Linked DNA regions of Mus musculus: region 1 is linked to region 2. Evidence: chromatin loops called from intact Hi-C (ENCODE). Cell type or tissue: gastrocnemius. All regions are shown on one strand. Links, peaks and the distances in the headings refer to the core of each region. The heading gives the core; the rest is flanking DNA.

Region 1 (16,002 bases), core at 6,541-9,040, 130 kb after region 2:
TCCTGAAGAAATCCAAAACACCATCAGATCCTTCTACAAAAGGCTATACTCAACAAAACTGGAAAACCTGGACGAAATGGACAAATTTCTAGACCGATACCAGGTACCAAAGTTGAATCAGGATCAAGTTGACCATCTAAACAGTCCCATATCCCCTAAAGAAATAGAAGCAGTTATTAATAGTCTCCCAGCCAAAAAAAGCCCAGGACCAGACGGGTTTAGTGCAGAGTTCTATCAGACCTTCAAAGAGGACCTAATTCCAGTTCTGCACAAACTATTTCACAAAATAGAAGTAGAAGGTACTCTACCCAACTCATTTTATGAGGCCACTATTACTCTGATACCTAAACCACAGAAAGACCCAACAAAGATAGAGAACTTCAGACCAATTTGTCTTATGAATATCGATGCAAAAATCCTCAATAAAATTCTCGCTAACCGAATCCAACAACATATTAAAGCAATCATCCATCCTGACCAAGTAGGTTTTATTCCAGGGATGCAGGGATGGTTTAATATACGAAATCCATCAATGTAATCCATTATATAAACAAACTCAAAGACAAAAACCACATGATCATCTCATTAGATGCAGAAAAAGCATTTGACAAGATCCAACACCCATTCATGATAAAAGTTTTGGAAAGATCAGGAATTCAAGGCCCATACCTAAACATGATAAAAGCAATCTACAGCAAACCAGTAGCCAACATCAAAGTAAATGGAGAGAAGTTGGAAGCAATCCCACTAAAATCAGGGACTAGACAAGGCTGCCCACTTTCTCCCTACCTTTTCAACATAGTACTTGAAGTATTAGCTAGAGCAATTCGACAACAAAAGGAGATCAAGGGGATACAAATTGGAAAAGAGGAAGTCAAAATATCACTTTTTGCAGATGATATGATAGTATATATAAGTGACCCTAAAAATTCTACCAGAGAACTCCTAAACCTTATAAACAGCTTCGGTGAAGTAGCTGGATATAAAATTAACTCAAACAAGTCAATGGCCTTTCTCTATACAAAGAATAAACAGGCTGAGAAAGAAATTAGGGAAACAACACCCTTCTCAATAGTCACAAATAGTATAAAATATCTTGGCGTGACTCTAACTAAGGAAGTGAAAGATCTGTATGATAAAAACTTCAAATCTCTGAAGAAAGAAATTAAAGAAGATCTCAGAAGATGGAAAGATCTCCCATGCTCATGGATTGGCAGGATAAACATTGTAAAAATGGCTATCTTGCCAAAAGCAATCTACAGATTCAATGCAATTCCCATCAAAATTCCAACTCAATTCTTCAACGAATTAGAAGGAGCAATTTGCAAATTCATCTGGAATAACAAAAAACCTAGGATAGCAAAAAGTCTTCTCAAGGATAAAAGAGCCTCTGGTGGAATCACCATGCCTGACCTAAAGCTTTACTACAGAGCAATTGTGATAAAAACTGCATGGTACTGGTATAGAGACAGACAAGTAGACCAATGGAATAGAATTGAAGACTCAGAAATGAACCCACACACCTACGGTCACTTGATCTTCGACAAGGGAGCTAAAACCATCCAGTGGAAGAAAGACAGCATTTTCAACAATTGGTGCTGGCACAACTGGTTGTTATCGTGTAGAAGAATGCGAATCGATCCATACTTATCTCCTTGTACTAAGGTCAAATCTAAGTGGATCAAGGAACTTCACATAAAACCAGAGACACTGAAACTTATAGAGGAGAAAGTGGGGAAAAGCCTTGAAGATATGGGCACAGGGGAAAAATTCCTGAACAGAACAGCAATGGCTTGTACTGTAAGATCGAGAATTGACAAATGGGACCTAATGAAACTCCAAAGTTTCTGCAAGGCAAAAGACACCGTCAATAAGACAAAAAGACCACCAACAGATTGGGAAAGGATCTTTACCTATCCTAAATCAGATAGGGGACTAATATCCAACATATATAAAGAACTCAAGAAGGTGGACTTCAGAAAATCAAATAACCCCATTAAAAAATGGGGCTCAGAACTGAACAAAGAATTCTCACCTGAGGAATACCGAATGGCAGAGAAGCACCTGAAAAAATGTTCAACATCCTTAATCATCAGGGAAATGCAAATCAAAACAACCCTGAGATTCCACCTCACACCAGTCAGAATGGCTAAGATCAAAAATTCAGGTGATAGCAGATGCTGGCGTGGATGTGGAGAAAGAGGAACACTCCTCCATTGTTGGTGGGATTGCAGGCTTGTACAACCACTCTGGAAATCAGTCTGGCGGTTCCTCAGAAAATTGGACATAGTACTACCGGAGGATCCAGCAATACCTCTCCTGGGCATATATTCAGAAGATGCCCCAACTGGTAAGAAGGACACATGCTCCACTATGTTCATAGCAGCCTTATTTATAATAGCCAGAAGCTGGAAAGAGCCCAGATGCCTCTCAACAGAGGAATGGATACAGAAAATGTGGTACATCTACACAATGGAGTACTACTCAGCTATTAAAAAGAATGAATTTATGAAATTCCTATCCAAATGGATGGACCTGGAGGGCATCATCCTGAGTGAGGTAACACATTCACAAAGGAACTCACACAATATGTAATCACTGATAAGTGGATATTAGCCCCAAACCTAGGATACCCAAGATATAAGATACAATTTGCTAAACACATGAAACTCAAGAAGAATGAAGACTGAAGTGTGGACACTATGCCCCTCCTTAGAATTGGGAACAAAACACCCATGGAAGGAGTTACAGAGACAAAGTTTGGAGCTGAGATGAAAGGATGGACCAAGAAGAGACTATGTTCATAGCAGCCTTATTTATAATAGCCAGAAGCTGGAAAGAGCCCAGATGCTCCTCAACAGAGGAATGGATACAGAAAATGTGGTACATGTACACAATGGAGTACTACTCAGCTATTAAAAAGAATGAATTTATGAAATTCCTATCCAAATGGATGGACCTGGAGGGCATCATCCTGAGTGAGGTAACACATTCACAAAGGAACTCACACAATATGTACTCACTGATAAGTGGATATTAGCCCCAAACCTAGGATACCCAAGATATAAGATACAATTTGCTAAACACATGAAACTCAAGAAGAATGAAGACTGAAGTGTGGACACTATGCCCCTCCTTAGAAGTGGGAACAAAACACCCATGGAAGGAGTTACAGAGACAAAGTTTGGAGCTGAGATGAAAGGATGGACCATGTAGAGACTGCCATATCCAGGGATCCACCCCATAATCAGCATCCAAACGCTGACACCATTGCATACACTAGCAAGATTTTATTGAAAGGACCCAGATGTAGCTGTCTCTTGTGAGACTATGCCGGGGCCTAGCAAACACAGAAGTGGATGCTCACAGTCAGCTAATGGATGGATCACAGGGCTCCCAATGGAGGAGCTAGAGAAAGTACCCAAGGAGCTAAAGGGATCTGCAACCCTATAGGTGGAACAACATTATGAACTAACCAGTACCCCGGAGCTCTTGACTCTAGCTGCATATGTATCAAAAGATGGCCTAGTCGGCCATCACTGGAAAGAGAGGCCCATTGGACTTGCAAACTTTATATGCCCCAGTACAGGGGAACGCCAGGGCCAAAAAGGGAGAGTGGGTGGGTAGGGGAGTGGGGGTGGGTGGTATAGCATTGGTATACCATTGGTATGGGGGACGTTTGGTATAGCATTGGAAATGTAAATGAGCTAAATACCTAATAAAAAATGGAAAAAAAAAAAGAAAGAGTAAACTAAGATGAACAATGGGACTAGGGATATAGTCCAGTGGTTAAGAACATGCCCTGCTCTTGTAAAGGTTATAGGTTCTGTTCATTCCCAGAATGTGCAGGGGAGCTCACAAAAAAAAAAAAAAAAAAAAAGATGGTCTCTCATGATTCCTTGGGTGTGCGCGCCATCTTGGGGCTTGAGTGGGGGTCTCCCCACTGCGGTCTTTCAATCCCTTCTGTAGCAGTAGTTATGAGAGGCTGTGAACTATCTGATATATGTGTGGGGAACTGAACTTGGGTCTTCTGCAAGAGCAATATGTCTTTTTAACTGCGGAGCCATCTCTCCAGCCCAATTTTGTGTAGACATTCTTTTCAAGTAATCTTTCAAATTAGTGTTAATTATACAGCTAACTAGAGACATTGTTTTCTTTTCCAGTTTTGCAGCTTCAGTTTCTTTTCAGGAGTTGTATCGGTGTTGACCATCACAATATGCACAGGAACAGCATTGGGGGAGTCCTACCCTGTGCCTGATTTTCAAGGGATGTTTCTAGTATCTCTCACACAGAATAATGTTTTACTTAAGTCACTTGTTAGTATGTCTGCTTGGTGTTAAATCCTCAATATCCTTTGAGCCCTTCCCTACTTTCTACTGATAAGTATGTTCTATGTTGAGCTTAGTTTTAGAGTCAGCCTCTTCTTTCCAAAGAGTCTTGATTGTTGTTAAGTAGAGACTGGAAAGCAGTGTTTGGGTATCAGGCATACTGACTCTTATTAAATCAGGCTTAACTGTCTATTAGTGGGTAGAATCTCTATTCTATAACACATGTGCATTTATTCCTTTTTCTTCTTATTCATATGCAAAGAACTATAAACACACATGAATACCTCATACCATTTCCCCCCCATATTTATAACTCTTTCCCCAACAACAAACATGGTTTTATGATTATCTATGGAATTATTTTCTTTCTGATATATAATCAGACTTTTGTAATGTTGGCCAAAAATACAAGGAAGGCGTGTGTCTTGGTCACATGTATCATGGTCACACCATGACCATGGCAACTCTTACAGAGTAAAGCATTTACTTGAGGTTGGCTTATAATGTTGGAGATTGCAGTAGAAGAGAGGCACTGGGCCTGGCTTGGGTTTTTGAAACCTCAAAGCCCACCCTCAGTAACACACTTCCTCTAGCTTGGCCACACCCACTCCAACAGGATCACACTTTCTAATTCTTCTCAAGTAGTGCTGCACAGGGAAGGGTGGGTGAAGAAGAGAGAACAAGGGAAGAGTAGGTCAGGAGGGGGAAATGTTTTGAGTAATTTTGTCTTATTTTACAGAACCACCTCTCCCTTTTAATAAAACAAGGGGCAAATAGGCAGGGAAGGGGAAGTGCCCCGTGGAAAACAGACTATGTGGCATCTGCAGTGTGGAGAGGGGCTGAATGGCTCTTAGGAGATGGAACCAGTTACCCTGTCCTCTTGCCTTTCAGGTGGCTCCTGGAAGCCTTTTGCTTTTTTTCTTTACTTTAAAAAGACAGTACTGGAGATTGAACTCAACATCTGCCTCACGCCAGGCAAATGCTGTACCATTGAGCTGTACCCCCAGATCTCTGGCAGCCTTTTAATCAAGTTCTCTGGTTATTGTAAAAAAATAAATCAGAAAAAGCAATACAAGAGAAAGAAAGAAAGAAAGAAAGAAAGGAAGGGAGAAAGAAAGAAAGAAAGAAAGAAAGAAAGAAAGAAAATAAGAAAGAAAGAAAGAAAGCAATCAAACAAGCAGAGACAGAGAGCAAAGGAGTGGAAACAGATTTGACTCAGGAGTGTGATAATAGGTGAAAAGAGGCCTCAGTTTAGAACTGGATCCAATTTCAAATAGAATAGACAAGTGGGAATTCATATCAGATAGCTGTGTGAGGTAGGGTCTATGGATGGAGACCACTAAGTAAGGGAAAACGTCAAGGTGAGAGAGGCTCAGGCTAACCTGAGCTAGCGATGTTGCTGAAGGCCTGCCAAGATCATCAGTATCACTTGTTGGATAGTGGAGAATGAGGAGCCTGATTGGATGCCCAGGGTGATCAGATACCGAGGTGGAGGCCTCCAGTTAAAACAACCTAGCATGGTTCTTGCAAAAGCTGAACAATATGTTTGTAATCATGAGATTATAAAAGTCAGGCCTTTGGGGGGAAAAAAATGTCTGGAGAGCCTGGGTTGAGTTTGGTTAAAAGAATCTTTGTCCCTGTTTTTGAAAGTGCTGCTTTGGAAGGCTGTAAAGATGCAAAGCATGCTTTGTCACTGAGATGCTTGGGGACAGCAGAGTAAGAGTTTGAGTCCCTTTGCTGTTGGCTGCGTGGAGCCCTGGCCCTGGGTACCACTTGTGCACAGCAGCACATCTCTTACTCAGCCTATGCTGGCAGCTGTCCAGGTTAAGACTCTTCCCCAATTCAAAATCAGGCATCATCTCCATGGGTTCCCCGGAGAGTGAGATCTCCATATTTCACATATAACAGTTGTAGGTGTGGCTTGGCCTCTCTAAGCTTTTATTTTTACCTCATCATTTTTTTTTTTTTGAGGCAGGTCTCATGTGAGAGACCAGATCTTGGGTTCAGACTCCATCTTAAGAACCTGACCTAAGGTTGAACTCTCTAGCACCAGTTTCCAGGTTACTTCCCAACAAACGTGTGCATCCAAGTTACAAGCTTGCCCCTGGCACTTCACTTCCTAACGACCACCAATCAGGAGGAAAGAGGAAGTTAAGTTTATGGTTTGGTTCCCAGCACCAGCCAATTATTTTAAAGGGCAACAAAATTCCACTCTAGCCCCCCTCCCAATCAGATGTGTGCCAGGCTAGAAGTCCCCCTTGCTTGTTTGCTATAAATGCTTGCTTGAAACTGGGCTCTGGGCTTCACCCTCTCATCCTACTGTGTCAGAGATGGCAGTGTGGCCTGGGCTCAAACTTGTAAGTAGAGACCTTAGTGTGATGGCCTCGGGGATCGGCTCCTTGGTGGTCTTTTGGGGTTTGTGAACACTGAACGGCACAACACATGTAGTCTAGATTGGCCTTGAACCCATCACACTGGGGGACATGAACAAAGGGTAGGAATTCTTTAACTGTAATCCCCCATCAGGTTAGAGCAAGAAGGAGGGACTGCCATTGCAAGTGATAATCCAGGCTGCATTCCTCCTGGTTTAGTCTCAACAATAGTTTCTTTAGATTTATTTATTTATTTAATGCATATGGGTACACTGTCAGTCTCTTCAGACACACCAGACGAGGGCATCAGACAGCCACCGTGTGGTTTCTGGCAATTAAACTCAGGACTTCTGGAAGAGCAGTCAGTGCTCTTACTGTTAAGCCATCTCTCCAGCCCCAAATGTGGGGATTTTAAACTTATCTTTTACATTTCTTTTAAAAATTGTATTCCTACTATAGCTTGTGCCTATAAAGCAAAATGACCTCATATAAGCAAAGTTAGCAATGACATCATTCTAAAAGAGGAAGTTTTAAAATCTTTAACATCTCCTACTTCTGAAATGGTTTCATTTCTTTTGTATTGTGTGCTTGAGTCAGAAGCCAAGGGAGGTTGCCACACGGACCGGTAATGGCTTGTAAGTCTGTTAATTCATGAATTTCCACTCTGACTCCTCACTGTGTGAAGAATTCAGGTTGCTGCTGGCTTTTGCTGGTTTTAATCCTGTAGAGCAGTGGTTCTCAACCTTCCTAATTCTGTGACCCCTTTACTGAGTAATTTATATGTAAGTCAATTACGTGAGGAATACAGTTCCTCATGTTGTGTGACCCCGGACCATAATGTTATTTTGTTGCTGCTTATAACTATAATTTTGCTACTATTATAAATCGTTATGTAAATGTCTGACATGCAAGATATCTGATATGGGAGCCTTGTGAGAACGACTGCTATAGACAATGTAGTGCCTGCATGTGAACAGAGAGATGGTGAAGTCTGATTGGAATCAGATGAGATCTCTTCCTAGCTAAGAGAGTCTGTTCTTTGAGGGGTGTGGCTTGCTCAGCAGCCTGGGGTTTGTATATGGTACCTGTAGCCTCTTGTCTTTCCCTGAGTCCCTGCTTTGTGCACTGCTCTGACCTCTAGTGGAATTGGCTTGTTAACACATACAGACCAAGTGCTTCCTTCTGCTTTGGCTGGGAGCATGCCTGCCCTTGCATCCTTAAGTCTGCTGCTCCTCAGATTTCTAGGACTTGAGGAGGAGTCAGGATTCCAGATACTGTCTTGAAGTGATCAGGTGGATTTTGACCACTAAATCTTTCTTAGGAGTAGAAGAATCATTCTTTAGAGCAGCTGGAAGCAACTGTCCTTCCACCAACATTTCAAGCGGCCACAGAACTCAGCTTGACCAGTGTTCAGAGAGAGGCCGGGACCCAGCCTGGGAATGATGGGAGGGTAAGCCTCTTTTTGTTCCTGGCATCTAGAGTTACAAGGTCTCTGCCTCTTTGGTCACATGGAGAGACAGGCTGCCTGAGAATGAAATCAACAGTGTCTCTGGAGCCATCATTAAGCTGCACTTCCTGGTCGTGCCTGGATCGAGCCAATGCACTTTTTCTCTCTTTGGCTCATCGCACTGGGATACTGTTCCTTGCATCTGTAAAAGCAATTTCGGTGGCAATCAGGTTAGCTATGACTATTTCATAGGTAGTGAATCAAAACTAACTGTGAAACATATATACTGTGGTACTATTTCTGACCCTCAGCACATTCAAAATTACTGAGGAGTCCAAGGGACTGTTTTGAAATGCCAGACTCCACCCATGAAGGCAGGAAGCAGGTTTGCTAAACTCATCTCTTTCACTCACTGATCGAGAACAAGTCCTCAGTAAATTTTGGTGGAACTCATCGGCAGTTGCTTGGTAGTGCTCACTGATATGGGGATGTAATCTCCATCCCCTGATACTGGCGAACCATTCAGGAGAACGCCTTTTCTCAGTTCTGCTAAAGGGAGAATGAGGCTTACAATTTGGCTCAGGGAAAAAGTGTGTATCTTGCATGTGTGCATGGGGTGAGGGAGGAAGCAATTGCCACTGAAGGTTTAACTGCTGCAAGATTTCTGTGGCAGCCTAGTGGGATGCTCATTGTTTAAATTCTTTCAACATTCCTATGTTTAAGAATAACCAAAATGAAAAGCTACCCAAAGAAAAATGGTTATCAATATCTAGTGGGTACTTCATGTTTATCCAACCCAAAACAAACTTTCAATTCTTGAATCATAGGGTGAATGTCAGATAAAGCCAACTGCTTACAAAGTAAGTATTCATTTTCTACAACAACAACAACAAAACTCCCTAGAGTCTTCTTTAAGGAATAGGAATATAGCCTCAGCTACTGGGAAAGTTGGGGTAACAGAATTATTTGGACTTGGAGTCGGAGGTCTGCCTGGGCAACCTTGTAGACTCTTATTTCAAGAGAAAGAAGCAATATAAAACGATAACAGTAATTAAAGTAATCCAAGAGGAGCCCAGCGGGGATGGCTCAGCAGTTAAGAGCACTTGCTGCTCTTCCAAAGGACTCGGGTTCAATTCCCAGCACCCACATGACAGCTGATAACTTTCTGTAACTCTCCTTCCCAAGGGCTCCTTACCCTCTTTTGGTTTCTGTGGGCATGAGGCATGCATGAGGTGCACAGACATAAATGCAGGTAACACAGCCACACCTATAAATAATAAAACATCTTAACTAATGACCCTGTAAAGAGACAATTTAAGCTGAAGAGGTAAGAGGAAATTGGAATCAGCTCAGAGTGTAGATTCTTCCCTTTTGCCTTCCTGCCTGCCCCTGTCCTTTACTTTGCTAAGATAAAGAGGCTTTCATATTATAACATCATTGCTGAATTTGGGACCACAGACAAGATGGTAAGATTTATCCATGATGTGATCACCTAACAACAGTGGTCAACGTGACTCAAAACTTCACACTTTATAGACACTGGCAAGCTGAAGCTATACAGCCCTAGGGAGAATTTCCGTTGTCAGCACAACTTATTGATGAGGAAGCTGACCAGGCAGAAGAAAGGAAGTTTCTTCTGCAGAGCAAATGCCAGCTCCACCCAAGAGCCACAGGGGAGTCTGCACTTGAACTCAAGGGCTCTGTAGCTTTTCCTCATCCACACTCTGAGTGCAGCCTGGCTGGGGAACTGGTTCTCTTGAACTAGTTCACTATCCTTTCATATAGTTGGGGCACTGTGGCTCATTGGATCAGTGCTTGCCTTGCTATGTATCAGGCCCTGAGTGGGAGTCCCAGAATGGCAAAATCCCCTCAAAATCCTTTCATATTGATAACTGCAGAATGCACACATGTGCTCTCTCTCTCTCTCTCTCACACACACACATACACACACATACGATCACACACACACACACACACACACACACATATATATATATATATATATATATATATATATATACACACACACATGACACATGTACAAGTATAACATTTGTACAATAACTTTATTCATGGCGCTTTATGGCTTAAACACTATCTACAAAGGGCTGAATTTGATGGCACACTCCTTTAAGTTTAATACTTGGGAGGCAGAAAGTGGCTGAATTTGATGGCACACTCCTTTAAGTTTAGTACTTGGGAGGCAGAAAGTGGATGATCTCTGTGAGTTTGAGGTCATCCTGGTCTACATCGAGTTTCAGGACAGCAATAGCTACATAGAGAGACCCTGTCTCAAACAAAACAAGCAAAACCCCCAAACAACAACAAAACTGTATATGAAAAGGGCTGGAGAGATTGCTCAATGATTAGAATGCACACTGCTCTCACAGAAGATCCAGTTGGTTCCCTATATAGGGCAACTCACCACTGCCAGTAACTCCAGTTCTCTTCGGGGCTGGGGCAATAGCTAGGTTGGTGAAGGATGATGGGTAAGGATGGTGGCCTGACTCAAATCCCCAGAACCCGCATGAGCCATTGGATGTGGGGCATATGTGTATGATCAGCGTTGGTGAGGTGGAGTCAGGAAGCTCAGCCAGCCTAGCCTACTCATTTTGAGCTCTGTGTCAGTAAGGAATTCTGTCTCAGGAAACAACAAGCAAGCAACAAAAGCGGGTGTCTGGCACTCAAGGAATGAGATCGGAGGGTTGTTCTTTGGCCCCTATACGCACTTATTGTTCACGAACACTGTCCCCACAAGTATATACAACAAAATAGGCTCTTTGCAGATGTAAACAAGTTAAGATGCAGCTTTTGTAAGACACACCCTAAGACTGCTAGTATCTCTTAAAGAAAAGGATACTGCCACTTGAAGCTGATGCGAAGGAAGCCTTTCCAATGACCTAGGGAACCAGATGATAGGTCGAGGCAGGGCAAGGTACCTGAAATCTCAGAGTGTGGCCCTGGCTGGCATCCTGATTTCAGACTTGCAGCATCCACAGCCGTGGGAGAATAAACCAGAGTTGTTTTCTGCCACTCAGTTTGTGATAAGTCTGTTATAGTGGAAAAACAAGTAAGACCCCAATTCCCTTTTAGGGAGCCTGGGCATTACCCTAAGGATTGGAAGGCCATTAGCTCAGCATAGACTCCGTTTCTCTCTGTTTGCCCCTCTGTGGTTTTCCACCCGGTGAGCACACAGGGTTTCCCACGTGGAGGCGCATGCGTGATCTGCAGGCGCTTTCCTGCGCTTTTCCGGATTATTTAGGCTGGGTGCAAATTGCTTCTTAGGCGATTATTAGGGTACAACCCCTCGTCTTTGCATTATGCTTTTCCTTCCTTCCTTCCTTCCTTCCTTCCTTCCTTCCTTCCTTCCTTCCTTCCTTCCTTCCTTCCTTCCTTCCTCCCTCCCTCCCTCCCTCCCTCCCTCCCTCCCTTCCTTCCTTCCTTCTCAGTATTTTCTCTTCCATCGGTCGTTTTTCTTGGAATGTTTTGCTTAACCCCCTGCCAACTTTTGTAAGACTATGTTCTGGTGGATTTATGTCTGTGGTTCTGGACAGAGTAGCTATCAATTGTCCTTTCCCTGGGTACGGGTGTTGAACTTCTATCAATGAGGTAAACTGTTGTTGCTGCCGTAACATGGTTATTTAACTAAATACCACATCTCTTTTCTATTTTAACCTGTAGCTTTCGAAACATACTTACCTAATTTAATATCCCTCTTTAACCGTAGGGTGTCACATGGCTCCTGTTATTTACCCCCCCCCCCCAACTCTCATAATTTCCTTCCAGCTTGATGAAATAGCCTTGTTTCTGTGAGAGCACTGTTTCTTGTGGATTTAGTTAAGAATTTTGTGTTTTACAAATACAAAAGAATAGCTTTGCCCCTGTGGGTTGATTACGCTGTTGAATGAGGGCTTGGGGGATGATGGTGGTGGTGGTGATGATGATGTGTGTGAGATAGATAGATAGATAGATACATAGATACATAGATACATAGATACATAGATACATAGATACATAGATACATAGATACATAGATACATAGATACATAGATACATAGATAGATACAGACAGACAGACAAGGACTCACTTTGCAGCTCAGGCTGGCCTACAACCTGTTATGTAGACTAGGCTGGCCTCAAATTCACAGAGATCCTCTTGCCACCTAGCACCATGCCAGGCTGACACTCCCTATCCCCATAGACTCTCAGTGAGGAGTGGAGCCTTCGAGCCCCTCCCCCACACATGATGAAAAGCTGACCAGTGTTCTTGAGTGGATAATTCCAGCTGCAGTAGTTGACTAGTGCTTTGGCCCTGTGAAGGGGACAGTGTTTCACAGCACCTCTGCTAACTCTGGCTCTCACACTGCTTTTGTCTCTCTTCTGTGATGTCTCCTGTGCCCTCTTTCTGTGTTCTGAGGAGGCTTTGTGTCTTTTTAGTCACAGTGCTATTAAAGGAGGCCTCTGCTTTCTGAGCATTTGACTCTGGAAACAACGGCATTCCAAGATTACAACTGTATGATGGAGACTGCTGGTGACGTCATTACCTATATCCTAGACATTATTAAATGTCCTTCTCAGATGGAAATCCTAGGACATGAATTGAAACACCTGAAAGTGCACAGTTGCACTGAATGTGTGACAGGATTGTTGGAGTCCTTTTGTCCTGTGGTGCCAAGGTAATGTGTTCAACACTTTCTGCCCATTTCCAGCCCTTAGTCACAGACACAAGCTTCGTTCTGTCACTGTGGGTTTATCTGTTTTGGAGATCTCATGTGAACGAACTCACAGAACGTGTGCTTTCCATGCCCTGCTTTGGCTTAGTGTAATGCCTTGAAGTTTCATCTATGGTATTATGTGTGTCCGTAATTCATTCCTTTTTACAAATGTGTAAGAATCCAGTGTGTGTTTGTCTATGCAGTCATCTATTGATGGGCATTTGTGATATTCTCATTTTCAGCTGTCATGAATAGTACAGCTATGAACATTCTGCATTATATATGTATATATATAATACACACACACACACACACACACACACACACATATCATGTGGGCCTTGAACTCACCATCCTCCTGTCTCTGTCTGTTGAGAGCTGGGATCCAGGAACTGCACCCAGCATCCATCATGTTTTCTGAGACAGTGTCTCATGTAGTCCAGGCTGGCCTCAGACTTGCTTTATAGCAGAGGATGATTTTGAATTACTGATCCTCCTGCCTACATCTCCCAAGGTCAGGGATTACAAGTGTGTGCCCCTGTGCCCAGTTTATTCAGTGCAGGGGATAAACCCAGGTCTCTGAATGCCGAGCAAGCACTCCACCGGCTGAGCCACAGCCCCATGCAGTCTTCATCCTCTGGTGATATTCTCTATCATTTGAGGGTTTATTTTATAATATATACTGGTTATTACCCTCATTTTGCAGATGGGGAAACTGAGGCTTGTAAAACGCAAAGCATCTTTGCAAGTTATACATCACTAAGCGATAGACTATAAATCTCTGTGATTCTGAAAGTTGAAATTTGTCACAATTATGTGCCCCTATTTGAAATTTTTTCCCTTCTGATTTTATTGAACAGTTACATTACTGCATCAGAGTAGATGGAGTATATCATATGGCAAAGGTTATGATTTTATCAAACTCTGATTTATCTGTGCATTGATAAACACACATGTCTTTCCTGGGTCATGATGCAGTACGTATGATTGTGAACTGGAGTCAAAGGCTGCCAACACACTGCTCTGAACTTTTTATGTGTGTGCATATGTGTCTGTGTGTCCAAGTCTGACAAACTTCTTGGAATTATCCTTGGAATTCACAAGTCAGAAATCCCTCTCCCCCAGGCGCAACTTCCCTCTACACAGCCACCACTGCCCCACCCTACAGGCTTTCAACCAGCATTTGTTTGCAGAGAGGCCAATGTCTTTGAAGTTTATTTCCCCTCAATTATTAAATGACAATGGTGTACTTTTTCTAGGTGATAGTCCACATCATCTCACTTAGCATGACAGACCCGGAGTGCTCTTTTTGTCTTTATTAGCTCCCACATCAGAAAGACAGGCCTCTGGAGGAGTCTAAGAGAGAGACATCTTCCTTCCTAGAATGGTAGTCCCCAAGGAACTTCTGGAAAGGGCCCCCATGGCTGTGCCAATGATGATTTCCTGTAGTGAACGGCGGGTTTTCTGCACATCAGTCGCTGTCTTGTAGTGGTTCTCTAGGGAGCACTTCAAAAGCCAGTCTGAAAATGTGTTCTGCAAAACATAGATTTTTATTATTAATAATGAGAATGTATTAAAGTTGTCAAGTTGTTGGTCGGCAGACTCCAAAGTGGCCTTTTAGTAAACTTGAGTGAATTATGGTCTAAATCTATAAACCATGATTAGGATGTTGAGTTTTTATTTATTTTAGAGGCAAGAGTTGTGTCACTGAAATGGTTTAGAAAAAGCCAGAATGTCCAGAGGCTCTTAAAAAATCTTTACATATGTCTTTATTATTTTTTAAACATTTAATTGTTAAATATACTTTCACTGTGTGTATGTGTGTGCGTATGTGTGCATGTGTGTGTGTGGGTATGTATACCCAAGGATAACAGGTGTCATTCTCTATTAGTCTTTATCCTATTGTCTTGAGAAAAGATCTTCCACTAAACTTGATCTTTGCCATTTCTGCTAGACTCATGGCCAGAAAACCCCAGTGCTCATTCTGGTTCTACCTCTGTATGATGCTGGGGTTTGCAGGTGTGGGTATAGCTATGTCTGCTGTCTTTTTAAGCTGGGTACTGGGATCTGAACTTGGGTCCTCATACTTACATAGGTACTCTTACCCACTGAGACATCTTCCCAACTCCTCTACATACAAATGCTCAAGTGTAAAGGCATTTTAATCCAGTAACATGGCTACTTTGATCACATCCAGAGATCTTCTAGGTCTGTTCTAGGTCTGTGTGATCTGACTGGAATACAGACACATCCTTAGTACACGCCTTTAATCTGTAAAGCTTAGTTTGTAGAAGGAAGCAGCCATGTTTGAAAGTAACATCTAATTGAGGGGCAGACAAAGTGATGAATCACAGAAAGATTTGACAGAATGAATCACAGATAGGATACTCCCAACTTTCAGGAGAAAAGCTATTTAAGAGCAGTGCTGGGGGAGAGACTCAGTTTCGTTCAGTCAGTTCTGTTGAGTGGAGTTGAGTTTGACAATTAGTTGGGAGTTGAGAAGGGTGGGAGTCACTGCAGTGAGTGTAGTGCAGTGGAGTTGCATTTGTTAGTGAGTTCATGCAGGTCAGTGCAGGTCAGAAGAGGCAGTTGATAGAGAGTAAGAAGGAGCCAGAAGACTAGAACCCAATTGCCAGAGTTAGTTTGAGGTCAAGCAGAGCAAATCAGCGAGACGCTGAGAGAAGACAGATTGAATCAGTTAGCTTGGAGAGGAGTTTGAGCCAGAACAGCTGAGTTGAACCAGTTAGTCAGAGCTCAGAAAGAACAAGAAAGGGTGACTTTATTCAGTAGTAAACCTCCAAGACAACAATTACATCTGGTGAATAAGAGTTATATTTACACTCAAGGTGTATTGTGATGATTTAATGAGATGCCTATTGTGTAGTGATTTCTGCCATCATCAGACTAACATCTATGACACTCCCCATACTCAACATGAAGAACTTGTACACACTGTAACTTAAAATTGGCACATTTTATCCAATGTCTCCTTACTTCCTTTATCCCTAGCCATTTTAACATATATATATATATACATATATATATTTTTTTGCCTTTATGTATTTGACTTTTTTATTTTTTTAGATACCACATGTTAGTATTTGTCTGATCGTACTTGGCTTGATGTCCTCTGTCAACTA
Region 2 (16,002 bases), core at 4,683-7,182:
AAACCCAAACCACAAAGCAAGGTAAGAAGGGGGTGTGGTGGGGGCGGGGCAGAGAGAAGGGAGAGGGAGATGGAGATGAGAATGAGGTAGAGGGGTGAGCACACATTCAAAGCAAGCTAGGCAGACCCGGCGGCAGGAGGCTGTGCTCTAGACTGCTCCAGAGTGAAGCTCAGTGACCATCTGAGCAGGAGTCCAAAGCCGTCCAGTGCAACACAACAGTGAGGTCACCAGCTCAGAACAGGTAAAGAGAAGGAAGAGCAGACAGACGTATGAATGCAGAGGAGGAGGAGGGAAGGAAACTGACGACTAAGCAACTGACTAACCACTTAAGCACTGTTTCCCTAAAAGTACTCCGGTCTGAGATTCATGATCCAATTAGCTGAAAAGACCCCATTCTTTAGTATTAAACTACAAAGACTGCAACTCAGTGGACTGAGACGTGGGAAGAACCCTGTAACTTTATAAAAAGAATTCTAACTCTCCAAATCTGCAGCCTTTAGAACTACAACTATGCCCAGCAGCTCCAAGCTGCTCTGAGTAGCAGGAGCGCCCGAGTACTGGTGCATCTGAGGAGCCTCTGAATGAGTCTGGAGTAAGGTGAAGACTGCAACGATGTAAAACCCAAACACCATGATCTGCACTGGTGCTTGTCTGGAGCTCGGTGGAGATGGAATTATGGACACAAAGAAATTGCCTATCTCCATCTCCAAACTTAACTTAAAAAGCCAAACTGGGATGGAGAGAACTCACATGAGGTTTGAGATGAGAATGCGGGCAGCTTGGGAAGCGACCAAGAAGGGCAGCTAAAGGGAACACTGAGCCCTTGCTGACAGAGTACGATGGCACAGGTGCCCTTAGGGAAAGTTCTTAAATGTACATTGCTGAACTATCTGCCAGAACCTGGAGGTTAAATGTTGCAGGAAAAGTTTACCGATTTTAAAATGTGTAGTAGGAACTAGGAACACAGCTCAGAGGAACGGGCCAGGTCATGTGTGTTAGCTTATGAGCACCTCCACAAGGCTCACCCGAGGGACCTAGCAATGGCTTATGCCAGGCGCACCAGCTGTGGGTGCATGAACTGTCCACAACTCTCTCTCTCTCTGAGTTCTCTTTCTGTTCTTTTCTGCCCTCATCTGTCTGCCTGTCTGTATGTCCACTTGTCTGCCTCTACCGCTTCTCCAGGCCCACATTCTTCTCCTTTCCCCAGTAACTTCCCTTTACACCAGGTCTACTTTATGGCGTAATTTCTCAGGGGCACACCTTGGCACGGGCCCACCAGGTACCCCCTTGCAGCATTATATTTCACAACAGCGTGAAGCCAGTGCTCACACCTAACTGCTGTAGAATGAGTAAACTATCGAGTGGATGAAGGTCATCATTTGATGCCAGAAGTAAACTAGTCAGTTAAAGCTACCGAAAGTCCAAAAACCATCAAAAACTAACAAAGACGGATAACACACCATTCAACTCCACCCCCACACAGAAGCTGAGCCAACCCACTGTGACCTGGTTGGCAAGCTCGCTCAACTTTCTGAATTCTCTGGGTCCAGTTTCATGTAGTGTTATAACAGAATGGGACCCAAGCCCTTGGAGGGAGGAAGTAAGGTGCAAGCAGCAATTGAGCTGCTATCCACTGAAAAAATGTACAACCTCAAAGAATCCAAACGTCCACAAAGCAGATGCAGATGCTGGAGGGGGGGGGAGCCTCCCTGAGTGGCACTAAGGCTGCACTGGCCCGCACATACACACACTGGCCAGGCACTGTCACAGCTCACACGAGATGGGACAGGCCCAAGAGACACACTCTCAAAAAGAATTTTTATCTCCTGTGTTTTAAATCATCTAATGATAATGATAATTTTTATCTCCTGTGTTTCAAATCATCATCTAATGTATGATTTTCACACTAACAATAAATATTAGAAACATCTCAAGTTCAAGCTACCTTGTGGGTAAAATGAGAGAGAGAAACTGGGTCTAGCTGTGCAGCCAGGACGAGTCTCAAATTTACTTCTTGCTCCAGCCTCTCAAGTGCTAGGATTACAGGTGTGCATACCATATCTGGCTTTGAACTGCTCTTCACTGTGTCATTAACAGCAAAGAAAGCACCACAGACACACAAGAGAGCTGACAATACGGTCAGCCATCTTTTCTGACTGGGCTATATGTTGCTTAAATTAAGAGAAGGGAACTGAGGCTTTGTGGACTTACTGTTTGGAACCATAGCTAACCTAGTTTTGAGTTAGAAAGACCAAACTGACTGGTTGGAGCTGTGAAGAGTTTTCTTCTGTAAAAAGACTAATCCTAAAGAGGGTATGCATCCTCTTTACTCTCTAAATTATCTAACTAGCCAGTATCTACCTAACACCCTGTATTTTGGATCCACAATAAAAACAGAAAGATTTAGAAGATCTGGGAAAACAGGAGTCAAAATGATACCACATATATTTTAGAATTCTGTGTATTACTAGAACCCCGCCCCCCACCCCTCCCACCCCCGGATTTTGGTTTTTGGTATTTCACTGACTCTCACGATACAGACAAAGCCAAGTAAGCTGGGACAGCGGTGGCAGTGGCCTGGCCCTGATACTCACTGTATCGGAATCCACCAACGCTGTCTGAAGAGACCCCGACATACTTGTCTTTGTTCTTCTTTGCTTTCTTTCGCTCTTCTCGAAGCCTGTCATCATCCTGTGCAAACTCAACCAGTTCCTTTACTTTCTGTCGAATGTTTATACCTTGATCCTTGCCATGCTCATCTTAAGGACAATTAAGGAGAAAACGAACTGTAAGAACTCCCTTAGTGTGCACCAAACTCAAAAAAGAATAGAAACGAAACTACTTACAAAAATAATGTCAAATTTTAAACTTTTTCAGGAGGCAGATTATGGCATTAAATTCTAATTTGACTTATGACCCTAGACAGCAGAACTAGACAAGATCAATTGATGACCTACTGAAAGGATTACACATGATGACATACGGAATGCACACAGCTCAAAGTGGTTTCTATCATATTTTAACAAATAAAGAATGACCACTCACTTTTAACACTCTGATGGCCCAAAAGCACCCCAAATATCTTGTTTCCCCAAGACTGGGAACACTAATCACTAGGACTTAGTGCAACTAAAGCCTGCTATTTTATAGTAGTCACAAGGAAGACAGGCTCCAAAGGAAACGCTCCCTGCCCTGTGCTGCCTTCACATTCAGAACACACTCTGGCCTCGCGCAGTACAGACTATCTGCTGGGAGGGGGCCTGGCTTCAAACAGATGTGTGTGTTTTGGAGCTCTAACCTTCTCTTCCCACATGATTAAAGCTATTCCTTTATGGACACCACAGGGGACCAGTCTCCAGTGCATATTTTAATATAAACCCCAACACTCATGTTGTGTTGGTTCTGTTGTTATTAGCCAGTCCTTTCTGCAAGCTCCTGTCTTCACTAATTAATACTCTAGGGCCCCACGCCTTGGATTCTGCACTCGTCACACAACCAGCAAGAGTCACATGCTAATTAGAGCAGAGAAGCTTCCAAGCTGGTTCAGGTGACTGACAACTCCAACTACTGTTTTAATTTGCTTATGAGGGTTTTCTATTGCTCACCTACAAAGTGGTAATTTTCCAGGGATCGCAAATCATAAATGTGTTCTCTGGCACTTGTAACAACTCGCTCCGATCCATTTCTTATGAGGTAAGCTAGGAGCAGCAACGACTGTGGAAATATAAAGCACCAAATGACTGAATGGAATAAGCTCTGGAAGAGCAGTGGTACACAGTTACACACAAACACAAACTCCAACATTACTCGATGCTGGTGGTGAGGAGTGTGCCCTCTCCTTTCTGTTTGACCGAAAGACAGTCCGAACTTCATCCTCACGTTCCTAGTACAGAAAATAATTACAAACTACCTAGGCAATGGCTACTTTAAGATTTAAAGTAACTAGTAATTCTGAAGTCTAACACTAGTCAAACAAATCATGGGATTTCCAGGAGTGGCCTGGCTCTCGCTGTTGGCCTTCTGGAGCCACTCCCCTAAGTACTAGGGACATGGGAGGATCCTTTTGTCTTTACAAGACCCTGTAGGACCCTGTAGCAGTGTCCTGTGAGAAAACCCAATTCTGATGCTAATGAGGTTTCAAAAGATTTCAACAGAAGGAAAACTTTGCAAAATTGTTAAGCCAAGGGATGCTAACTAAGTGGGCATGCTAGATGCTGAGTCAGAGGCACCTAGCAATGATGGCCGGGCTGGCATTAGGCAGCAGGGCTCTTCACAAGCTGGTGACGCAGCAGGAAACACTCCTCTGCTTTTTCACCTAAAACTTCATTTCACTATGATTTCAGGTCTGTGCAGGGTGGTGACCCTGAGGGCACAAACTCACACTTAATAGTAAGTAATCTGGGGGGGTTGGTTTCGAAACAGGGTTTCATCATGCCTCTCTGGATGGCCTCTAGCTCACGGTAATCCTCCAGCCTCAGCCACCTAAATGTTGAGAGTGTTGCCCTGTAGCCATTTTACTCAGATTTCCTAATCTTTTGAAAAAGTACAATAATCTTTAAAAGCCCCCATTTTAGAAAAATTATACAATTTATAGAAATCTCAGAGAATATTTTAGGAAACAAACATCATAAAAATCACAAAATTTGCTGGACATGGTGCCACATGCCTTTAATCCTAATAGTTGGGGGACAGAGGCAGACAGATTTCTAGTAGTTTAAGACATAGTCTATATACTTAGTTGGGCTAGCCAGGGCTACAAAGAGAGACTTTGTTCTCCCCAGCACCCTCACCAAATTAGAACAGGGGGGAGGGCTGAAGAGACGGCTTAGTGGATAAAGTACTTACCATGCAAACACTGGTATAGAAGCTTGGATCCCCATCACCCACATAAAAAGCTGGGCAGGCCTGGCTGCCACCTGTAATTCTACTCTGAGGAGACAGGGATCCCAAGCAAGCTAGCTGGATCAGAAAGCTCTGAGTTCAGTGAGACTCTGCTCATAAAATGGAATGCCTGAGGAAGACACAGGAGCAAAGCTCTGGCCTCCCTATACTTCCAAACACACATACAGTGGCACATTACACTCAGACACTCAACAACAGTAACAGTAACAACAAAATTCTAGTTAAAACAGGTTTTTAATTCTGAGAGTCAAAATGTCACGTTGCAAATGTGAACACTGCTGTGGTCTGCTACGTGTGAGAGTGAATCCTTTTGGCGTACAGCATGTTTTGAGAAGCAGGAAAACATGATTAACTAGGAAGACCATCACCTTGCTTTAGAAATACAGAATCAAAATGAGATGAATCCGAGGAAAAGTCCACACACAGGTGAAGCCAGAAGTCTGCACACCTCACTCTCAGTGCCAGTCCCAGCTTATAGACTTCGCTGAGCGGAATGGTGCTATCACCCAACCACAAATTAAACAAAGCTGTTTACAGAGGTGACAAACATGAGACTGGTTTTTAATTTTAAACAGTCAAGTAGCAAACTTGCATATGAGTAGAGATTAAATACTCAAAACACCTCAACAGATTTAGTAGGAAAAAATTTAAGAAACAATAAAAATCTTCAATATTTAGAAGAACATAAGTCTGAACACACTCTGTACTATGAAGGGCTGTTTATGACTGGAAAACAGTGTGTGTCTCGGAAAAGTCTAGAAACTTAGTGGACTACAGTCATGTCAACACTCGCTCTTGTAGGCTTCCACCATACCTTATAAACTCTTCTCCAGTTCTTTTTGTTGTCTTTTAGCATCCGGGACCAAAGCATGTTCATGAGTTCTGGGAACTGCTCATACATAAAGGTAGCCCTGAAAGAGAGGAGTTTCCTTAAGCATCTGTAGTAGCATAAATCTGACAATAGATGGCAGCCTTGCTCTAGGTTCTTTGGACTACCCAAACAGCTTAGAAAAAAAATAAGCCGAAATCAAATTTTAATGACACTCCTCCTAAAACACACTTCCTCTTATTCTTCACAACACACAGCACATCATGAGGAATCACGGTGCCATCCTGCAAGCTTTTTCTTCATGGCCTCAGTGCCCCACATTGTCACCAAGAAAAAAGTGTGTGATTTTTTTTTACTTCAAATATTTTATACGTGTTCTTCAAAATTTGCAAGGAAAGCTATTAAGTCTTGGCTGACGCATCATTAAAAGCTAATTTTTAATGGGAATGGAACCTATATAAAACTCTCCACACTAATCAAAATGGATTATGCAGAACATATGGCTGATAGTTAAACAGGTTAAAACTGAAAGCAAACTTCACTTTCTGTGTAAAGACACTTTGATTCTTTCTGTACTGTTGAGTCAAATTACCACTTACTTGGCAATCTCTCCCATGAGCTGCCCAGAAGGTCCCCAGGGATCATCATTCGTTGCTTCTCGAACCTTAGACTCAATCTCTGAGTAATTCATAACCACATTGGTGCTGCAGAGGGAAAATGCACATGTGCATGTGCACACACACACATATAGATACATAAAGATTAGCATCAAAACTGAGCAACACATGAAAACTAAATGATACTAACGTATGTCTTAATGAGCCACATCTATGGAGTGGGGGGCAGCTCTGCTCACAGGCTACTCCAAAGACACGACATTACACACTTAAGTTATCTTAAGAATTTAGCTTTCAAGAATGCAGAGGAATGTCATCAGCCCTGGCCCAAGTCCAGGAGACATGGTCTGATCTCAAAGACAAACGGACACGCTCAAGTCTATCACAGAGCCAGGATGTTCACCTTCTCTCTGCCCGTGCTTTACAAGAGGTCGGGTTTGTGTTTATAGGAATTCTGTTCTCTTACACTAAATTACAGTGGACAATTCTGTGTGACATTTAAAAAAGACATAACACAAAGAGAATATTCTACAACTGTTTAAAACTATTACCAACATTTCCTTCTGTATCAGTGTTTTTCTCTAACAAAAACTTAATTATTAGTTATTGTAAACCTCACACCTTCACTGGCTACATAATATTTTACTGGGAAATGATATTTAACTTTTCCTTGAGACTTCTAGTTTTTTGACAAGAACATGGGAGACAGAAAACCTGATTCCAACCCCATTTCATGAAGCAGTTTTGTTTTAACCTTGGTTTCAACTGTAGACTGGGAAGAGGCTCTGTACACCTCAAAAGACAGCATAGAAACTGGTGCTGCTCTCCTGCCTGACAGACAGGTGATGCTCAGTTAATAACTGAGAGCCATCCTATAGCAAGAAAGAACGCTTTCAAAGGGTAAGACACAAGACAGCAAAACACTTGATTTTTTTTTTTTAAACAGCCATGTGTATGGGATCTGAAGGAAGAAAAGCCATAAAAATGTGAGTTCATCTGATGTATATAGTTCCCATTACTACTGAATGTGTGTTCTAACAGATGAACACAGCAACACAAAATCAAAACTAATAAATGAGTGAATAAAATCAGATTTAGATAGCTACTACTCATATATCCTCCCTTCTTTTGCTATGTGGCTTTTTAAAAGTCATCAAAAGTTGTTTTCTAAATACGGAAGGATCAAGGCTCAGCGCTTTTAGACCTTGTCTGCTGCCATTCGTTCCTTCAAGGAGTTTAGCTTAGTTAAGTCACTGACAAACAGATCCACATCAGCACTGAGACAGTCACATATAGACAGTTGGTCAGGTCACAGAACAAACAGTGCAGCTCCTACACCGACACCCACAACAGGACTCTACCAAGAAAAGTGTCCCCTGAATGCCAGGGACACCCCCTCCAACTGCACAACTAATGCGATAATATAACTAAAAGTTATTTCCTTAGGAACCCACAACTTTTGGGGCTCTTGAAGACTTTTAATGAATTTTCCTAATATTCCAGAGATGATTCTGTTGACAACAATTTATATATAAATAATGGTGTTGCTCTTCTCCTTAATTTTTATCAACAATGGAAACAAAATGAAGGCAAGCCAGCCAAAACCAGATCTACAATTTAAGATAATACAAAATGATGGATCTGACACTTTTGTTTATTCTGGTGGCTAAAGACTGCATGGTTGTGGGCAGCTAAAAGCATTCAAACGTAGCTGGGAAGATGAACCACACCAAACAGGGTTATAATCCACCCTTGCATTTTGTCACAGAGATCTCCACTATAAGATGAAGGCGCCTGTACTCCATGTCCATGAAATATTTTCACCAGAGCATTCAGCAATGCTAGGGCTCTTGGAACACTGCTTTCCTTGTTCAAGCTACAAAGGCCCGAGGGTCAAATGAGAGCCCTTTAAAGGCTCGTAGCTGAAGGCCTGTGTGTTGGGGCGGTGAGTGTTTAGGAGAGATGGCAGAGATCCAGAAGTTTAAGAATTTCCTCATTTCCTTAACTGAGAAACAAAAGGAGCCATTAAAACATACCGTTGGGTATAAAGGACATCCACAGAAGGATCATATGCTGTTACCAGGACAGCAAAAACCTAATACTTTCATGAGAATGCTGTTTTAAAGCTTTTTTTTTCCTTCTTCAATAAAACTGCTGCTTTCAAAAATGATCAAAAAATGAAGTTGATATCATAAAGAACTCTAGATTAAAAAAAAAAAAAACTTTTTAAAGCTTCATTAAGCCAGAAACAACCGTAACAAACAACAAAGAACCCTGTGTAGCACAGCCTTATTCCATTTCCATTTTAAAGCACCGATTTCTAAAAAGGTAAATAGAGCTTTTGACCCGCTGTTGTTTGGATAGCCTCAATCTTGGACCTATTCTTGACATCAATAACCTTCTAAAAATGAAAAAAAATTCCCTTTAAAAATAAAAATTAAAAACAATTAAAAAAATTTACTTCCCTGTAGCTTAATTCTAAATCTTCCCAGGTCTGGGAGAGATTTGTGTCCTTGTTGATTTCAGTCACTAGAGGGGGCCCTGTAATCAATTTTTGGACACACAAACTCCAAAGAAATGTCTGAACTTGGCTTTGCTGAAGAGCAGGAAAGCAGGCTTCCCAGCACTTGGGCAACTGCCAATCAAGTAGTTTTTATGCTCGTAGCATAAAAGCATGCTTTACTAGAAAATATCCACAGAGCAGAAGGGAAGAAGTGTGGGCACAACTCAGGTCCAGCTGTGAACGGAGGAGCACTGCGGTAGCAAGTATTGTTCCCACTCTGTCTTTTTTCCAAATGGGGTCAAACGGGTTTGTATCTTCACAGAGCACCACCCTTCTAGTCTAAGCTTACAATTCAATGTTCTGTTATATGCAGGTGTACACATTTCACAGGAAGACAGACAGAAACAGACCCAATAACTTAGTTCCAAGCACCAATTTCAAACCATACTATTTCCTTTATACTCCCTCAATTTCCCCAGTCCACCCTGATGAGCATTCTTACACTCTAGCCACGGGAAACAATACAATCCTACTAAAGTGCACAACAAATTCTGTGTGCCAGTTGCCTCCGCTGTAACTGTCCTACAGGTTAGGACACAGGACACTCCTTACACTTGTGATGGTCTTTGGTTTGGATAGTTAAGTGCTGCAGCATAGTAACTGAAGTTTGCACCCAGTGCTGTGGGAATAAGCCACGGGACAAATGCAAATGCCCACAACTGGAACAACACTAAAACCAGTCCTGAGGAGGAAATGTCACCTCTTAAAGCATTGGACTCCTCAAGAACTTCTAAAGGACAGCTGAAAATCCAGTTTTGAAACAGTTTCGCTCCCTGATAAATACCAATCTTCATACTGGCATAGTCACACTCCTGGAACACTTGTGAGACAGAGTTATCAGGATCAAGAGGTTGAGGGCAGCCTGCACTATGTGACAAGCCCCTGTCTCAGGCCACAATCTCTCTAAATGCTGCAGCACTCTAGTGAATACAGGACATCAAGGGCAACAGGCATTGTTCTGCCCAAGGGAACTTCTGTTGAAATCTTGTCTCAGTCACTGACTTTTATTTTTGGTTTGGTTTTTAGCATATATTAAATACAAAGTGTCTGATGAAGAAGAAAAAAGTGGAAGCTAGAAAGATGGCTCAGATGTTAACAGCACTTTCTGCTCTTACTGAGGACGGCTCAGTTCCCAATGCTCATGTTGTGCAGTCCATGCACAAGCTCCTGGAACTCCAGTTACAGGGAGCCTGATACCTTTTTCTGACCTTTTCTGGCACCAAGGCACACATATAAATAAATAGTAAATCTTTTCTTTCTTTTTTTTATTGGATATTTTATTTACATTTCAATTGTTATCCTTTTTCCCGATTTCTCCTCCAGAACACCCTCCATCCCATCCCCCCCCCCCACGCTTCTATGAGGGTGTTCCTCCACCCACCCACCCACTACCACCTCCCTGCCTTTGCATTCCCCTACACTGGGGCATAGAGCCGTCCCAGGACCAAGGGCCTCTCCTCCCATTGATGCCCGACAAGGCCATCCTCTGCTACATATGCAGCTGGAGCCATGTGTACTCTTTGGTTAGTGGTTTAGTCTCTGGGAGCTCTGAGGGGTCTGGTTGGTTGATATTGTTGTTCTTCCTATGGGATTGCAAACCCCTTCAGCTCCTCCAGTCCTTTCTCTAACTCCTCCCTTGGGGACCCCATGCTCAGTCCAATGGCCGGCTGTGAGCATCCACTTCGGTATTTGTCAGGTTCTGGCAGAGCCTCTCAGGAGACAGCTATATCAGGTTCCTGTCAGCAAGAACTTCTTGGCATTCACAATAGTGTCCGAGTTTGGTGTCTGTATAAGGAATGAACCCCCAAGGTGGGGCAGTCTCTGGATCACCTTTCCTTCAGTCTCTGCTCCACACTTTGTGTCTGTATTTCCTACTGTGAGTACTTTGTTCCCGGTTCAAAGAAAGACTGAAGCATCCACACTTTGGTCTTCCTTCTTCTTGAACTTCATGTGGTCTGTGAATTGTATCTTGGGTATTCCAAGCTTTTAGGCTAATATCCACTTATCAGTGAGTGCATACCATGCGTATTCTTTTGTGACTGGGTTACCTCACCCAGAATATTTTCTAGTTCCAATAAATCTTTTCTTAAAAAGAGATAAAAGTAAATTTTCTCCTCTCTTAGACATCGTATTTTCTCTGTCAGTCGTCACATACAGAGAGAGGCAAGAGAACAAGTTGCAGAAGCAGGCCCCTCTTTTCACCAGGGGGATCTCTAACAATACGCTGCAAGTGAGAAAAACTAGACTTCCTGAACAAAACCCTAACATGCTTGGTAGATGAAAACTGTCTACCTTTATGGTTTGAACACTGAAATGTCTTTAAAGACTCCTGACAGTGGGAGCAGTCTGTTATTTTCTCACTATGGGGTAGCCAATATTTACAACCAACTGCATTCTTATTTTGTCAAGATGAGACATTTTTGTGGGCAGTACACTTCAACTCATTGCGTCTACAGAGTTCACAGAAACTATGTGTATGTATGGTTAAGGACACCGACTGAGGCCAGAAGAGGGCATTGGATCCCTGGAATTAACTCACGTTCTCTACAGGTACAAGTGCTCTTAACAGCTAAGCCATCTCTCTGGCCCCAGAGGTGACTTTGAGTCAGTTTTCCCAAGGCCCGCAGCTTGGAGATCATCTTGATCTGTAAAATCAAACCATAAGAGGCTGGGCTAAGAGACTTGAGCCCAACCGCAGAGAGCAGAACTGGGTCATGACAGAACTATAAACTATGTTTTTGTTATAAATTTCCCAGTTGTTTATTAAAATTTGAAACTTTGAACAGAAAGTCTAATAAGAAAGCACTGTGCTTTAGGACTCATGACAGAGGTAACTGCAATGTCCCAGCATAATCTGTTCTCTACAGAAGGACAATCAGCCACTGACAGGAGACGATGGCACCATCTACTAGTTCTAGCCTGTCACTCTCTACAAATTCCAAGAGTGAAAAGTAAGCTGGCTAGGTTAACCTATGCCTATTATTCCAGCACCCACAAGTCAGCCTGGATGATGAACAGGAAGATGCTGTCTAGAAGGAAGGAAGGAAGGAAGGAAAGAAGGAAGGAAGGAAGGAAGGAAGGAAGGAAGGAAGGAAGGAAGGAGCAAGGGAAGAAGGGAAGGAGGGAGGGCAGGCATTTCTTTTTTTTTTTTTTTTTTTTAAAGATTTATTTATTTATTATATGTAAGTACACTGTAGCTGTCTTCAGACACTCCAGAAGAGGGAGTCAGATCTCGTTACGGATGGTTGTGAGCCACCATGTGGTTGCTGGGACTTGAACTCTGGACCTTTGGAAGAGCAGTCGGGTGCTCCCACCCACTGAGCCATCTCACCAGCCCGAGGGCAGGCATTTCAAAACCCTAGATTTCAACATGTACATTCAAGAAATTTGTTCCCCTGTTTATAAGATCACATACCTAACACTCTAGGAAAATTCCCACTATTTTGTATCAGTGTAAAGGAAGCAACACTAACCAAGCTCATGTATTAATTTCTGAGATTCATAAAAACCAATGTGTTTCTCTTTGTCTAAAGTTGTCCTAAAATATAAGTCCTGTTCCCACAAGCCACCAACTTTCTGATTGCTGCCAATGGTGATTTAATCTGGCAAGTTTTCAGAGAAATCTTTGAGTAATTTATGAAACAGATGTGCAAAGACATGATATGAAAGGGACAAGCCAAGGAAACCATCCCAGTGTCAGCACCTGTGGGGAGACACAGTTCCCTTTCCTTACCCTTCAGGGGTGAGCAGCACTAAACAAGACAAGCCGCCGACCTGCCGGCCCGCTGGCCCACCCGCAGCCCATGCTCAGGTCTTGCTAGGCTCCAGGAACTACTCCAGGATGCATTAACAGCGGATAGTGTGCACTCCTGTGTTCTCACTGTGCTACTTTGTTTTCACAGCTACTCTGTACAAGACAGAGCAAAGCCATACATAGACTTGCCCCATCAGTGACTCAGAAGTTACGAAGGTGTCAATGCTTGTCTCTGGTATGTACCTACTGTTAGGGTCTCTAAACAAACCAATCACTGGTATGTCTCAGTTTCCTCATTCAGACGGTCCCTCATATCACTAGCAAGGTGACTAAGAACCTGTGCAAGGCAGTTAGTTAGCAGAATTAATACCACTGTTTTTCATTCTAGATAGGATTTATGGATTGAATATTAAACACTCTATTGGCTCATGTGTCGAAAGCCTGGACCCTGATGGTGGCAGTATTTTAGGAGGCTCTAGAAATTACAGGAGATAAGTCCTCTCTGGAAGGAATTAGTCACCAGGGAAGGTCCTTGTGCCTGAATTGTCCTCTGTCTCTACTAGCTGCCATACCATGTACCTCTGTGCTCCCTCTCCTCCTTGCCACAATAGGCTGGCACTACTGAGACCATGAGCCAAAAGCTGTCTAGGTTGTCTGTCGGATAAATGGTCACAAAGACAGAGAACCTGACAATGGTACCCCTCATAAGGAGGGACCATAAACATGTGCTAATCCATCTGTCTCACAAACAAATCATTGGCAGAGTGTAGGAGAGATGGCTCTCTGGTAGAATACATCCTTTTCTTGAATAGGGTTCTCCATCACCCTCTTCAGGCAACTCACAACTACTTGTAACTCCTCGTACTGACATCCTCTTCTGGACAGAGTAGGCAACTGCACTCACCCATAACCATACACAGATATGCATACACATAATCAAAAGTTAAACTCAAATAAAAAAAAAACAATAATTAGCAGAGGCTGGAAGTGTGGTTTGGTGGTACAGAACAAGGTCCTGGGTTCAATCCCCACCACCAAAACTAACCAACACCCAGAATAGCAGAATTCTGAGCTTTTAAAACATCCAAACCAATGTCCATGTTATCACTCCATGTAGTGTGTGGCTGTGAGTGTATACGTGCCACAAAACCTGGCTCCTTTCCAAAGACATCAACTATAGCAGGAAGTATCTGGAGTCACTGGTTCTTACTGGTTTGTTTGGAACTCTGTTCACTCCCTAGAAGGAGTGCTGCTTTTATGACTTAAGCAAGCTTAAAGACCAGCCATTGCCACACAGGCTAGCATCAGGACATGGCAGTTACCGGTTTCCAGAGAGGCACCTTGCCAGTAAAGACTGGGAGGTCAAGCTCCTCATGCCTAGCAAAACCAAATATATTACACACACACACACACACACAAAAAAACCCAGAGTAAAAAGTAACTCCCATGTGGAAAAAATTTTAACTCTTAAGAAATCCCTACTCGTGCCGGGCGTGGTGGCACACACCTTTAATCCCAGCACTTGGGAGGCAGAGGCAGGCGGATTTCTGAGTTCGAGGCCAACCTGGTCTACAAAGCGAATTCTAGGACAGCCAGGACTATACAGAGAAACCCTGTCTCGGAAAACCAAAAAGAAATCCCTACCCGAGAAAGAGTTCTCACAAAGAAAAATTATATGAAGTTTAACAACTAACATACAAAGGAAAAAGACTCAAAGAACCAAAACCACATCAAAGCTCCAAACAAAACAAAATGCCAGTAAGTAGAGTAGGGCGATGGGTGAAGGCTGTTCTGTTTAGTATTATCTAGACAATGAAAAAAAATGGACTTTTTTTTTTTAAGAAAAAAAAAAAAACTAGTATTACAACTTGTCTCATTTTCTATGCAAATGTTTGATGGCTGGACAGACACAGTTGTGCTGGGAACCAGCCCAGCTCCTTGTCTGCAGATGGAAGACTGCGTCCACTGTTCTCATCCTTTGGCCAGAACATCTGGCCATGACCAGAAGAACACTAGTCCCTAGAGATGACAGTCACAACTCCGAGCCATTTCTGTTTTCCACCTTTAAAACTCTTACTTTTCTCAGCAACTTTAAAAATCTTCAGTCATTTTATTTTCTCTGAAGCAGTGGTCTACACAGTTCTGCGAAAACTGTCACTGGGGACTGACTACAGGTGCTCCCTGAGAAGAGTGCTCCCTGGGGAGCTGGGCATCGCTGGCTACAGAGAAACTTCCCAACTGTCCCGCTTCCCAGCGACTTGCCTGGTCTAATGGCTCATCCTTGGGCCCCAAAAGGAACAGCAGTGTACATTCCTCAAACTTCTGAGATATTTCTTTCCTGGAACAATCTTTGTGGGGTTTTTTTTTTTTTGTTTGTTTGGTGTTTTTTTTTTTTTTTTTGGTTTTTAGAGACAGGGTCTCTCTTGTAGCCCTGGCTGTCCTGGAACTCACTCTGTAGATCAGGCTGGCCTCGAACTCAGAAATCCACCTGCCTCTGCCTCCCAGGTGCTGGGATTAAAAGCATGTGCCACCACTGCCTGGCTGGAACATTCTTTAAGTGTCTTCAAACTCACTTTAGTAGACTGTTGCAAACACAAGTGCCTTCTTCAAGCCATCAAATACAAAATACGCTTTCATTCCACTATTTTTAGTTCAACCCTGAACACACACGATGGAAGAACAACGCTCTTCACGCTGTCCCTGACATCCAAGTGTGTGCCGTGCATGGCGTGCTTACGTGCATGCATACACCTGTGCACATATATACAAAAGTTAAGGTAAAATAAGTTCTATTTAACTCTTGGCTAAGATTTCAGCCTTTTAAGTTGCTTCAAGTCTCGTCTATTTTTGGTGTATTTTGAAAACCTTGCCTGCTTGCTGACTTCGTGTACTTACCTTACTTTGTACTGACATATAACTGTGCACATATACAGCCGCGTGCTTTGTTGCAGTTACACACCGGGTAAGACTTGGCACAACCATCCTTGTGGTGAGACCCTCAAAAGCCCTGTTCTGACCACTCCAAAGCACCTGCTAGTCAGTGATGCTGCTGTGCAAGCATTCAGCAGAACTTCTTTCGCTTTCTTTCCTGTAATGATAATTGTGTTGAGGATCAAACCTAAGACCTTCTACATGCTGAGCAAGTGCTCTTAATACTGAGCTACACTACCAGCACCTCTTCTTCTGAGACAGTCTCCTTGTATAGCTTAGGCTTACCTGGAACTTGCTACTTAGCCCAGGCTGGACCACCAGCTGAAGACTAGGAATACAGAAGTGTATTTCTGTAACAACAAACCCATCCCCCCTTTTATTCCTGTTTTCCCAGCCTCTGGTACTC

Evidence for each region. Hi-C counts contacts between places; a loop is a spot of excess contacts. Peaks named below come from ENCODE experiments on the same cell type or tissue, not always from the same donor. Only the 100,000 strongest peaks of a DNase experiment are listed, where the experiment ranks them.
Region 1: a loop joins it to region 2, with 6 times the contacts of the local background. A loop is called at or near these places in 23 of 42 quality-filtered maps.

Annotation. Positions count from the first base shown.
Region 1 is chr11:45,744,238-45,760,239 of GRCm38, reverse strand. Gm39816 (a long non-coding RNA gene) reads left to right here and starts at 7,297. Exons shown (of 7, transcript XR_879813.2): 1 at 7,297-7,335; 2 at 8,022-8,150. In gastrocnemius, for the core only: a CTCF peak has its summit at 7,834 (motif pointing left); a DNase peak (open chromatin) is centred at 7,840; H3K27ac peaks cover 696 bases.
Region 2 is chr11:45,874,143-45,890,144 of GRCm38, reverse strand. It overlaps Clint1 (clathrin interactor 1), which reads right to left. Exons shown (of 12, transcript NM_001045520.4): 2 at 6,331-6,435; 3 at 5,717-5,813; 4 at 3,606-3,714; 5 at 2,595-2,759. Among named protein-coding and RNA genes, the nearest start is that of Clint1, 30 kb to the right of the region's middle. In gastrocnemius, for the core only: a CTCF peak has its summit at 5,855 (motif pointing right); a DNase peak (open chromatin) is centred at 6,667.